Linked DNA regions of Homo sapiens: region 1 is linked to region 2. Evidence: chromatin contacts called from ENCODE Hi-C or POLR2A ChIA-PET data. All regions are on one chromosome and are shown on one strand. The core of a region is the stretch at or near the end of the contact, and the rest is flanking DNA. Distances in the headings are between cores, read along the strand shown. Region 1 overlaps MIPEP (mitochondrial intermediate peptidase). Region 2 has its middle 110 kb from the start of TNFRSF19.

Region 1 (4,888 bases), core at 1,731-4,230, 74 kb before region 2:
CTTTCTTTGAGAATTCAAGACAAGTGTGAATGGAGGCTGTGCAAGCAGGAGTCTGTAACAGAACCTCTCTTCCCCAGGGCTGCCGGGGAGCGCTATCGCAGGGAGATGCTGGCCCACGGTGGAGGCAGGGAGCCCATGCTCATGGTTGAAGGTAAAACAAAACCAAAATGGCACCATCTATAATGAAAGCTGATTTATGTTTTCTCCATATGTTTTTTTCATTTAAAGAAAATGTTTTAGGCCAGGTGTGGTGGTTCATGCCTGTAATCCCAGCACTTTGGGAGGCCCCAAGGAGGGTGGATCACCTGAGGTCAGGAGTTCGAGACCAGCCTGGCCAACATGGTGAAACCCTGTCTCTACTAAAAATACAAAAAATAGCTGGGCGTGGTGGCAGACGCCTGTAATCCCAGCTACTCGGGAGGCTGAGACAGGAGAATCACTTAAACCCAGGAGGCAGAGGTTGCAGTGAGCTGAAATCGTGCCATTGCACTCCAGCCTGGGCAACATGAGCAAAACTCCTTCTCAAAACAATAAATAAATAAGCAAATAAAAAAGAAATGTCTTAGCTGTGCATTGTGTTCTAAGCATCTGTCTCACTGTGTCCTAAGTAAATTAATTTTTAGTTGCCATGATTTATTCAAGTACCAGGATAAAGATTCAGGTTTTAGCTTTCAAAGTGTTACTTATACTCTAATAGAAAAATTTTTTATTTGTCATAAACTCTTAGAAAATTTTCCTTTAGATTTTAACAGGTCACAGTGTTTTTTTTTTAGTCTAAAGAACTCATTTATTTTTTATTCCTTTATTTCTTTTTCTGAAAGTTTAAAACTACATATTTTCAAGAAATTCCAAGGCATTGGGTTAGATTTGTTTTTTTACCTGTTGAAAAATTAGAACTTAATATCTTTAAGGTATTACAATTCTTTTTTTCTATGTAATTTTCTCAGTAATTTTTTATTTGAGTATTTTTACTGAAAATTTAATTGTAAATGGAAGTGATCATCATGATTTTTCATGTATGAATATAAGAACATTGAAACATGCTTACAAATATTTATAGGAAGATATGAATGTTACTAGATAATTGCAATATATTGATGGTTATATTTGCAGCTGAGCTTGACTATCTGAAAAGTTTTCTGGCTATCTGAAAAAGTGCATATAGGAAATAACTTTCAATATTGGAGAAGTGTTTTCATTGTAGTAATTGAGTGTGTCTGGGTAGTCATGAGTGTGATTTAAATGTCTCCTTGCCTAAGACTGTTGAATCTAATGCCTGTACTCCTTTTTAGCAGAATTCCAGATTCTTGCCTTCAGCCATTCATTTATTCAGCAAATATTTGTGCAGTGCCTTCAGCCATTCATTTATTCAGCAAATATTTGTGAAGTGCTAATTATGTGCCAGACATGATTCCATGTGCCAGAGGTGAAGTAGTGAAAGACGCTTAGACAAACATCCTGCTCTTTTGGAGACTGCATTCATTCCATCAGCTTTGTGAAGAGTGAGGAAGTGTGCATGCTGACACAGCCATCATTTACAGCTAGTCCTTACTGGTCCTTATTGAACTTTCCACCTCTGGGGATGGTTTTAGGGATTACCATGTATCTGTTGATTGACTCTTCTTAGTAACCCTATGAGGTAGGAGTTATGATCCCCGTTTTATAGACAATAAGCAGGTTAGGCCCTCTGCTTATGTAACAAGGCAGTATGTGGAAGAGCCAGGGATTGAACCAGGACCTCAGGCAGCAAGCAGACCAAGCTCTTCAGCTGCCTGTACTGTCAGACAGGACATCTAGTTCAGGGTCTGTTCCAGACCCAGGCAAAAGTGAAACAATAGGCACATCATAATAAGCTACTGATTGGGTACATTGTATACTTTTGGCTGGTGGTTGGTAGCGCCAGCCCACCCCGAGCTAAGGCGGAAATAAGCGGTGAGTTTCTGTGAGGTGTGTGTTCCTGGCAGCCGTGCTTGGCTCATCCTTTCCCAGGCCATGCTGCTACACCTCAACATTTGCTGATAGGAGATACCATCAAAAGAAAAAAATGTAAATCTTTTTCAGTGTTTATCTTTTGGCTGGTGTGCTTTTCTAGTCGGCTTCCCAGAATGTTGCAACTAACTCTCAAAAATTCTGTTCTTTATCCAAAACAATTTTGTGTTAAGAAACTTAATATTTTCTGCACTAAAATTCACATATGAGAGAAAAAGAAGTCCATCATTCAAACCAGAGATGATTAAGTATTCAGATTTTAGTTAACACAAACAATAGAACAATTCTACTTTTACATTTTAATATTTTTCTTAATGCTGTTCTGTCAGATCTCATTAATTCACATGATTTGTTTCATGTCAGAGATGAATGGGGGACATGCAAAGAGGGTTATGCCAGTTGTCACTTCATAGGGCTGGATTTGTAAGCTAAGACCCATAGTAGTGGCTTCTCATTTTCTTGGAGGCAGTCAGTCTGTACCCCAAAACAGCAGGTCTTAGGTGTTGGCTCACAGCCTTAACACTGGGGTATTACCAGGAGTGATGGGTGAAATTACTGAGATTTGTAATGTAAAAGCATACAGGATCTCGTTGGCAGTATTCTTCTATGAAAATGTAACTTTTTATAGGTACCTTATATATTTTTGTTTAACTGCTTCCTGGATAAATGTAAAGAATTATATTACATAGCAAAATGGAAAGAAATAGAACACCTGCCTTCAAACTATGTACCTCCCTAACCAAATCACAACTTTTTTTTACCTCCTTAGTTATAAGACTGTGTTTCTTAGGGTCAGAATACCTTTGTATTCATATTTGTGCTCTTTGAATGATACAAATTCAGAGAAGTCAAATAGGGAATGCTTTTGATCTTTGAATAATAAGTTCTACATAGGCAAACTTTTAGATTATTTGTCTTTTTCAGAATGAGTCATCCCTTGGGAACAGGGCTCTGCTCAGAGCTCTGAGTCCCTCGGCCATTTCTAGTCCTCACCAGCTAGAGGCCAACACCCTATTCAAGGAAGTCCCTGAGCACACAGGATTCCTCTACTTTCTTTTTTCCCTGATGTTTGCTTTACATTCATCAGTTAAAGGCCACTGCTAGGCAACCATGTATCTATGCTCTCTAACTCTTGGCTGCAAGGTATTTATTCAGAAGTTTTCCATTACTTAACTTTACATAGAGTGATCCTCACAGGAAAAAAGACAAGTTGCAGCAGCAGGGGCTTTCTTAAAAAGCCTAACACACCAAATACCATTTGAAGGCAACATAATAGTGGTTAAAACAGTATTTTCTTCCCCAGAGAAAGAAAGCAATCACATGGTGAAATAGAATTGGATTTGCAGTCAGTGACTCTGCTACTTACTGTCTATAAATTACTTAGGAAAGTCACTTAATTTCCTTGCGGGAGGTAAAATGTGATTTGACTTCAAAACACTTCTTTTTTTGTCTTATTATTATTATTATTTTTTTTTTTTTTTTTGAGATGGAGTCTCTACTGCCCAGGCTGGAGTGCAGTGGCACGATCTCCCCTCACTGCAACCTCCACCTCCTGGGTTTATGCACTTCTCCTGCCTCAGCCTCCTGAGTAGCTGGGACCACAGGCATGTGCCACCATGCCCAGCTAATTTTTGTATTTTTAGTAGAGACGGGATTTTGCCATGTTGGCCAGGCTGGTCTCGAACTCCTGACCTCAGGTGATCCACCCTCCTTGGTCTCCCAAAGTGCTGGGGTTACAGGCCTGAGCCACCTTGCCTGGCCCAAAGCACTTCTTTTTAATCTGCTTCTCCTTTTTTTAATCTCTGAAGGGGGTGGGGTGTGTGTACAGACGTGTGGCAGTAGCTTTGCAGATTGACAGTATGGCCTTGTCTATTTTTAAACACATTCATAGCTTACATAAATATATATATTATAGGCATGACATTCAGTCACTTAATCCTCCACTAAACACATGTGGCAATACCTGACTGAAACCAACTTTCTTAATTGCTGAGACATCTGGGGTGAGGTTTAACTCTCATTGTCAATGTTAAGGTTTTCTGCTGTTCATCTCATACCCCCACAATGGTTTTTGGCTTATGTTAAATCACATTTCTGAGTAATAAGATAACTTAAGGTTTTTGCTTAAAATAAACCATGATGATATGGCATTTCCATTCATTTTACCATTTTATAAAATATATACTAGAATATTTGTTAAGTATGCTATGGTGAGCATGATCTAAGGTTCAGTTTCCATTACAGCCACTTCAGAAAATGTGCAGTTTTCTAAAAAGACAGATATGCTGAGGCTTGTGAATAGCAAGGAAGTAATACTTTGCCCCCACTAGGAAGCAGAATTGTTTCTTACTACAGCAAATAGACTGGTAGAATTATATAGATATTAGGAATGGAAACTATATTACTTCAGCAGTTTGTGAATGGCAATTGTATTACTCATGCAAGTTTTCATATTGCCCTCTGTAAACTATTTGGTCTTTTTGTGTTTTATGTTATGTAAAATTTTTAGGTAAATCCCTCTTACTGAGTTTTTAGGTTCAGATTTTACTTATCCTCTGATAAGTTTAATCCCCTATAACACAGGTCATATTGTCCCTATTTTTATAAATAATGAAACTTTGTCAGTGTTCATACCCTCTGTGCTGCCTTGCCCACATTTTTCTCTGTTGATCCTTACATTCTGACATGAAAGTGACCTGGCCTTTAGAAGGCAAGAGATGTAAGCAATGTGGGTCTTGGGCCCTGATGGTTCTCTTAACGATCTCCAAGTTTTTTTTTTTTTAATGTCGCAACCTATCTATTCTCATTGACATTGGAGAGACCTGCCTGACATCCACTGATCAACAATAAAATCTTCCTCTTCCTGTGAGCTCCTTTAGACTTTTGTGGCAAAGCTGTC
Region 2 (4,713 bases), core at 1,562-4,061:
GTCTGTAGAATAAAGTGAACGCAAGTGTATTAGGAAAATAAAGGAATAAAAGAATGGCTACTCCATAGACAGTACCCCTGAGGGCTGCTGGTTGCCTATGTTCATGGTTATGTCTTAAAGATATGCTAAACAAGGAGTGGATTATTCATGTCCTCTCCTTTTAGACCATGTAGGGTAACTCCTGATCTTGCCATGGCATTTGTAAACTGTTATGGCGCTAATAGGAGTGTAGCAGTGAGGATGACCAGAGGTCACTCTCATCACCATCTTGGTTTTGGTGGGTTTTGGCCAGCTTCTTTACAGCAACCGTTTTATCATCAAGGTCTTTATGACCTGTATATCTTGTGCCAACCTCCTATCTCATCCTGTGACTTAGAATGGCTTAACCATCTGGGAATGCAGCCCAGTAGGTCTCAGCCTCATTTTACCCAGCTCCTATTTAAGATGGATTTGCTCTGGTTCACATACCTCTGACAACAGGGGCATCTGTGACCTCTGCTTTTCCTAAAGGGGGCTTTGTGAACTTCAGTATTTAAAGGGGAAAGAGCAAGCAGGAGGGGGGAAAAGGGAAGAGGTGAGGCAGTGAAACCAATGCTTACATCTTGTGCAGCTCTGTCTAGCTTTAGTAAATCTACATTTCACATGTGAAAAGATGGAGTAGAGGAGAATGTCAGCTATGCATTACCTCGAGCACAGTAAATCTGCATTCTACGGATGATAAAGCAAGCTTGTGAAAAGAGGGAGCAGAGAGAATGAGGCTGTGAAGCCAGGTTGTGAAATTACAGCTGTTTAGGAAAACATTATCAGTGACTCAGTTCCCAAGCTTAACTTTCCCTTCAGCATAGTGAGTTTGGGTCCTGGGATTCTACTTTTCTTTCACACAACACTACAGTCACGAGGGAGCTGTTGCCTTTTAGTTCTAGGCCTTTAGAGAGCACCAAGTGTGCATTCTCTCACATCTGATCATCGGATCTGGGGATTCTTGCATTTTCCGGGTGGCTTCTCCCTCAATTTTATGCTTGGGCTTCGCCTCTAGTAGGCCTATTTATTAACCTAGTTGCCTCTCAGTGCATTTATGTGTGGTTAAAATATCCAAACAGCTCTCAGATGCAGCCAGAAGCTTTCTGTCACTTCAATAATGCCAGGATGCTGGGGAGCAGCCGGAGTAGTCTGGGAGACAGGAGGGCAAGGGTAACTCCTCCTGAGCTACAGAAGGCAATGATGCAGAACCAGCTGCAGGCAGGCTGCACGGGCTTTGCTGTCCTCCCCAAGCCAGGGGCCAGCCTTCTGGCCCCATGAGTTTCCCGTGGGGAGGCTGCTCAGCCATGTGAGGGCAGGGAACAAAAGCAGCAGCATCTCCACGACAAGGGTAGGGTGCAGACAGACACCATCAGGCTAGAGCTAGCTAGCTTTCAGGTGAAGGCGACTGGCTAAGATTTAGAAATGGATGCACAAAGCTAAGATTTACAAATGGATGTGCCAACACTCATTGCCCTGAAGGCTGGCCCCGATCTGGTGGTAGGGTTGCCTGGAGCTCCAGGCTGGGCAGGACCATGAGAGTGCATCCCAGGCCCAGGATAAAAAGGCCACGAAGGTGCTTGATGCAATCCACAGGCACAGGAAGGCCATGGCCGCTTGAGCGCAGTGCACTAGCCTTTTCAGCCTTGTATTCTCAGGACTCCAGTGGAGCGTTGGTTTGATGTCAGCAGGTGGTTCTGCTGAGTCCTAAACTTGCACCTGAAGCTCAGCACTGCCCTGCTGGAAATCAGGACCAGACCAACATGACCTAGATGTTGCGGAACGAGCTCAGGCTCAGTATTTCCAAACAGGAGAGAGACTATCCATCTTCACTTCTGGCAGGGGGCTGGTCCCTCCCAGTGATTGGGGATTTTCTGCTGCTGGAGAGAGGTCCACTCACCTCCCTCTGGAACTCCGAAGCTTCTGGAAGACTATTTTGGTTTTTATGTCTGTCACCCCTTCACATAGAGGTAAGTCGGTCCCCCATGGGGGAAGCTCGAGCCCCAGGGCAGGGCCCATTGGATGCCTGTTGGCCTAGAAATCTGCCCTGAGCCACCTCACCCGTGTCCTCGTGCTCCAGCCTCCCTGCACTTCTCCCACTCCCAGCACAGGCTGAGCCTTTCCACCTGCAGTTCTAGCATTTTCCACCCCTCCACTTGCCTGGTGAATACCACATGAGTCTTCATGGCCCAGTGCAGAGGACTTTCCCTCCCAGCTTCTGTGCCCCCTCCTCACTGTCCCCAGAAGGATTTGCACTTGTATTTTTACAATTAAGAGCTATTTTATTAGGGACAGGTTCTTGCTCTGCTGCCCAGGCTGGAGTACAATGGCTCTAACACAGCTCACTGCAGCCTCAAACTCCTGGGCTCAAGGATCCTCCTGCCTGGTCCTCCTGAGTAGCTAGGACTACAGGCATGCACCACCACACTGGCTAATTTTTTCTTTTCTTTTTTTGTAGAGATGGAGTCCCAGATTGTTGTCCAGGCTGATCCCAAACTCTTGTCCTCACATAATCCTCTTGCATCAGCCTTGCAAGGTGCTGGGATTAGAGGCGTGAGCCACCATGCTGGCCCAGGTCTACTTTATAAACACTTAAAAGGCTTGCTTTCCTTATATTTCTTCATATCTTCTCTGGCCCTGGCACTGTAGTTAGAACCAAGCACATGCTCTATGCTATATAAATGTATGTTGAGTGCATACATTAAGGACTGCCACAGGAAATGCATCTTACTAGAGTGAGTCTTCTGAGAGGAATTGGACCTGTGTTTAGAACTTCAAGGGAAATGATTCATCTCTGATCTGTGGAGGGGTAGCATGCCTTGCGGTGGCGCAGCCTGCCTCCCTAACCTGCTATTAAAAGATTGCTGGCAGAATGGTCTGCAGATCTTCTATTTACTGTAAATAATCAACCCAGGTAAGGAAAATCCCTCTACATAGTTCTGCTAGTTAAATTCCACCCCAAACAAAGCTACCAGAACACAGCTATTTCAGTCTTAAGTAGGAATAGCTAATGCCATTAGAAATTATGGAAAAAAGAATCCTCTCTCTTTATAGAACAAAAAATGAAACCTGCTTCAGAAGACCACCCATGGTTCTAGAGAAAGTGGTTTTGCTGATAACTTTTAAAAATTCAAGTCTTCTGGAGAGGTGAATTTCAAGCAGCCATAGATCACACTAATTCAAACGCCACTGGCCATTCATGACATGACCTACCCTTGGCCAGCTGACTCTCTGGAGTAGAAACCTTTCAACCCTCCGTTGGTTGAAGTGTGACATAACTAATGCTAGTGTGAACTGCTGCCTTGACTCAGCATAATTATATCCCTATAATTGCATACCAGGACTTACTGAAACTTGTTTGACATTATAGACAATTTTGAAACCTCTCAGACCACTGTTCACTTTCAAGACTGAATGATAAACTTAAGCTCTATTTACAGACCTTAGTCGGTGCCAAATTTGTTTTTAAAAAATGTAATTCCAGCAATTTGGGATTCCAGCAATCCGAAGTGGGCGGATCATTTGAGGTCAGGAGTTTGAGACTAGCCTGGCCAACATGGTGAAACCCCGTTTATACAAAAAAAAAAAAAAAAAAACCCCACAAAAATTAGCCGGGTGTGGTGGCATGTGCCTGTAATCCCAGCTATGCAGGAAGCTGAGGCAGGAGAATTGTGTGAACCTGGGAGGTGCACTCCAGTCTGGGTGACAGAGCAAGACTGTCTCAAAAAAATTAATTAATTAAATTAAATTTTAAAAAAAGAAATCAGACAATACCTTCTTAGTTTAAAATGGGACACATTCAGAATAAGTACCCAGTTGCAGAGACCTTAATAATAGTGGTAATAATGAAAATATGTCATTGTTATTACTGAGGGGTGACAGTGTGCTGGCAGCCCTTGCTCGCTCTCAGCGCCTCCTCAACCTCTGCGCCAAGTCTGGCCACCCTTGAGGAGCCCTTCAGCCTGCTGCTGTACTATGGGAGCCCCTCTCTGGGCTGGCAGAGGTCGGAGCCGGCTCCCTCTGCTTGCAGGGAGGTGTGGAGGGAGAGGTGTGGGCGGGAACAGGGGTTGTGCCCAGCACTTGTGGGCCAGTACGCGTTCTGGGTGGGCGTGGGCTTTGTGGGCCACACACTCGGAGCCGGCCCGCCGGCCTGAGCAGTGAGGGGCTTTGCACCAGGGCCAGCAGCTGCAGAGGGTGTGCCAGGTACCCCAGCCGGCGCTGTGCTCGAATTCTCGCAGGGCCTCAGCTGCCTCCCCGTGGGGCAGGGCTCAGGACCTGCAGCCCACCATACCTAAGCCTCCCCACAAGTGGACTCCTGTGCTGCGGGAGCCTCCCCTAGGAGCCCCGCCCCCTGCTCCATGGCGCCCAGTCCCATCCACCGCCCAAGGGCTGAGGAGTGCGGGTGCATGGCGTGGGACTGGCGCCTGCAGCCCCCGTGCGAGATCCATTAGGTGAAGCCAGCTGGGCTCCTGAGTCTGGTGGGGACTTGGAGAATCTTTATGTCTAGCTAAGGGATTGTAAATACACCAATCAGCACTCTGTGTCTAGCTCATGGTTTGTAAACACACCAATCAGCACCCTGTGTCTATTCAAGGTTTGTAAATGCACCAATCAGCACCCTGTGTCTAGCTAATCTGGTGGGGACTTGGAGAATCTTTATGTCTAGCTAGGGGACTGCAAATAAGACAACAATCA

What was found. A loop is a pair of places that touch in the nucleus more often than their neighbours do. ChIA-PET counts read pairs that join two places held with the same protein, here RNA polymerase II (POLR2A). Pooled maps may share reads with other maps.
Region 1: a map of IMR-90 shows a loop between it and region 2 (2.7-fold over the local background). The contact joins two enhancer-like sites. A Hi-C loop is called at or near these places in 1 of 168 maps with a recorded cell type or tissue (IMR-90) and 6 of 50 pooled maps. POLR2A ChIA-PET finds 5 or more read pairs at or near these places in 1 of 52 experiments (AG04450).

What each region holds. Positions count from the first base shown.
Region 1 is chr13:23,751,808-23,756,695 of GRCh38, reverse strand. MIPEP (mitochondrial intermediate peptidase) reads left to right here. Exons shown (of 19, transcript NM_005932.4): 18 at 78-151. Among named protein-coding and RNA genes, the nearest start is that of PCOTH, 130 kb to the left of the region's middle. RefSeq lists an enhancer at 3,548-3,657. Within about 2 kb of position 2,980, at least 5 of the 41 ENCODE cell types and tissues checked have a DNase peak (open chromatin) inside an H3K27ac peak, as active enhancers do; they include IMR-90, where a contact is called at or near this core.
Region 2 is chr13:23,677,534-23,682,246 of GRCh38, reverse strand. No RefSeq gene overlaps it. Among named protein-coding and RNA genes, the nearest start is that of TNFRSF19, 110 kb to the right of the region's middle. Within about 2 kb of position 2,811, at least 3 of the 41 ENCODE cell types and tissues checked have a DNase peak (open chromatin) inside an H3K27ac peak, as active enhancers do; they include IMR-90, where a contact is called at or near this core.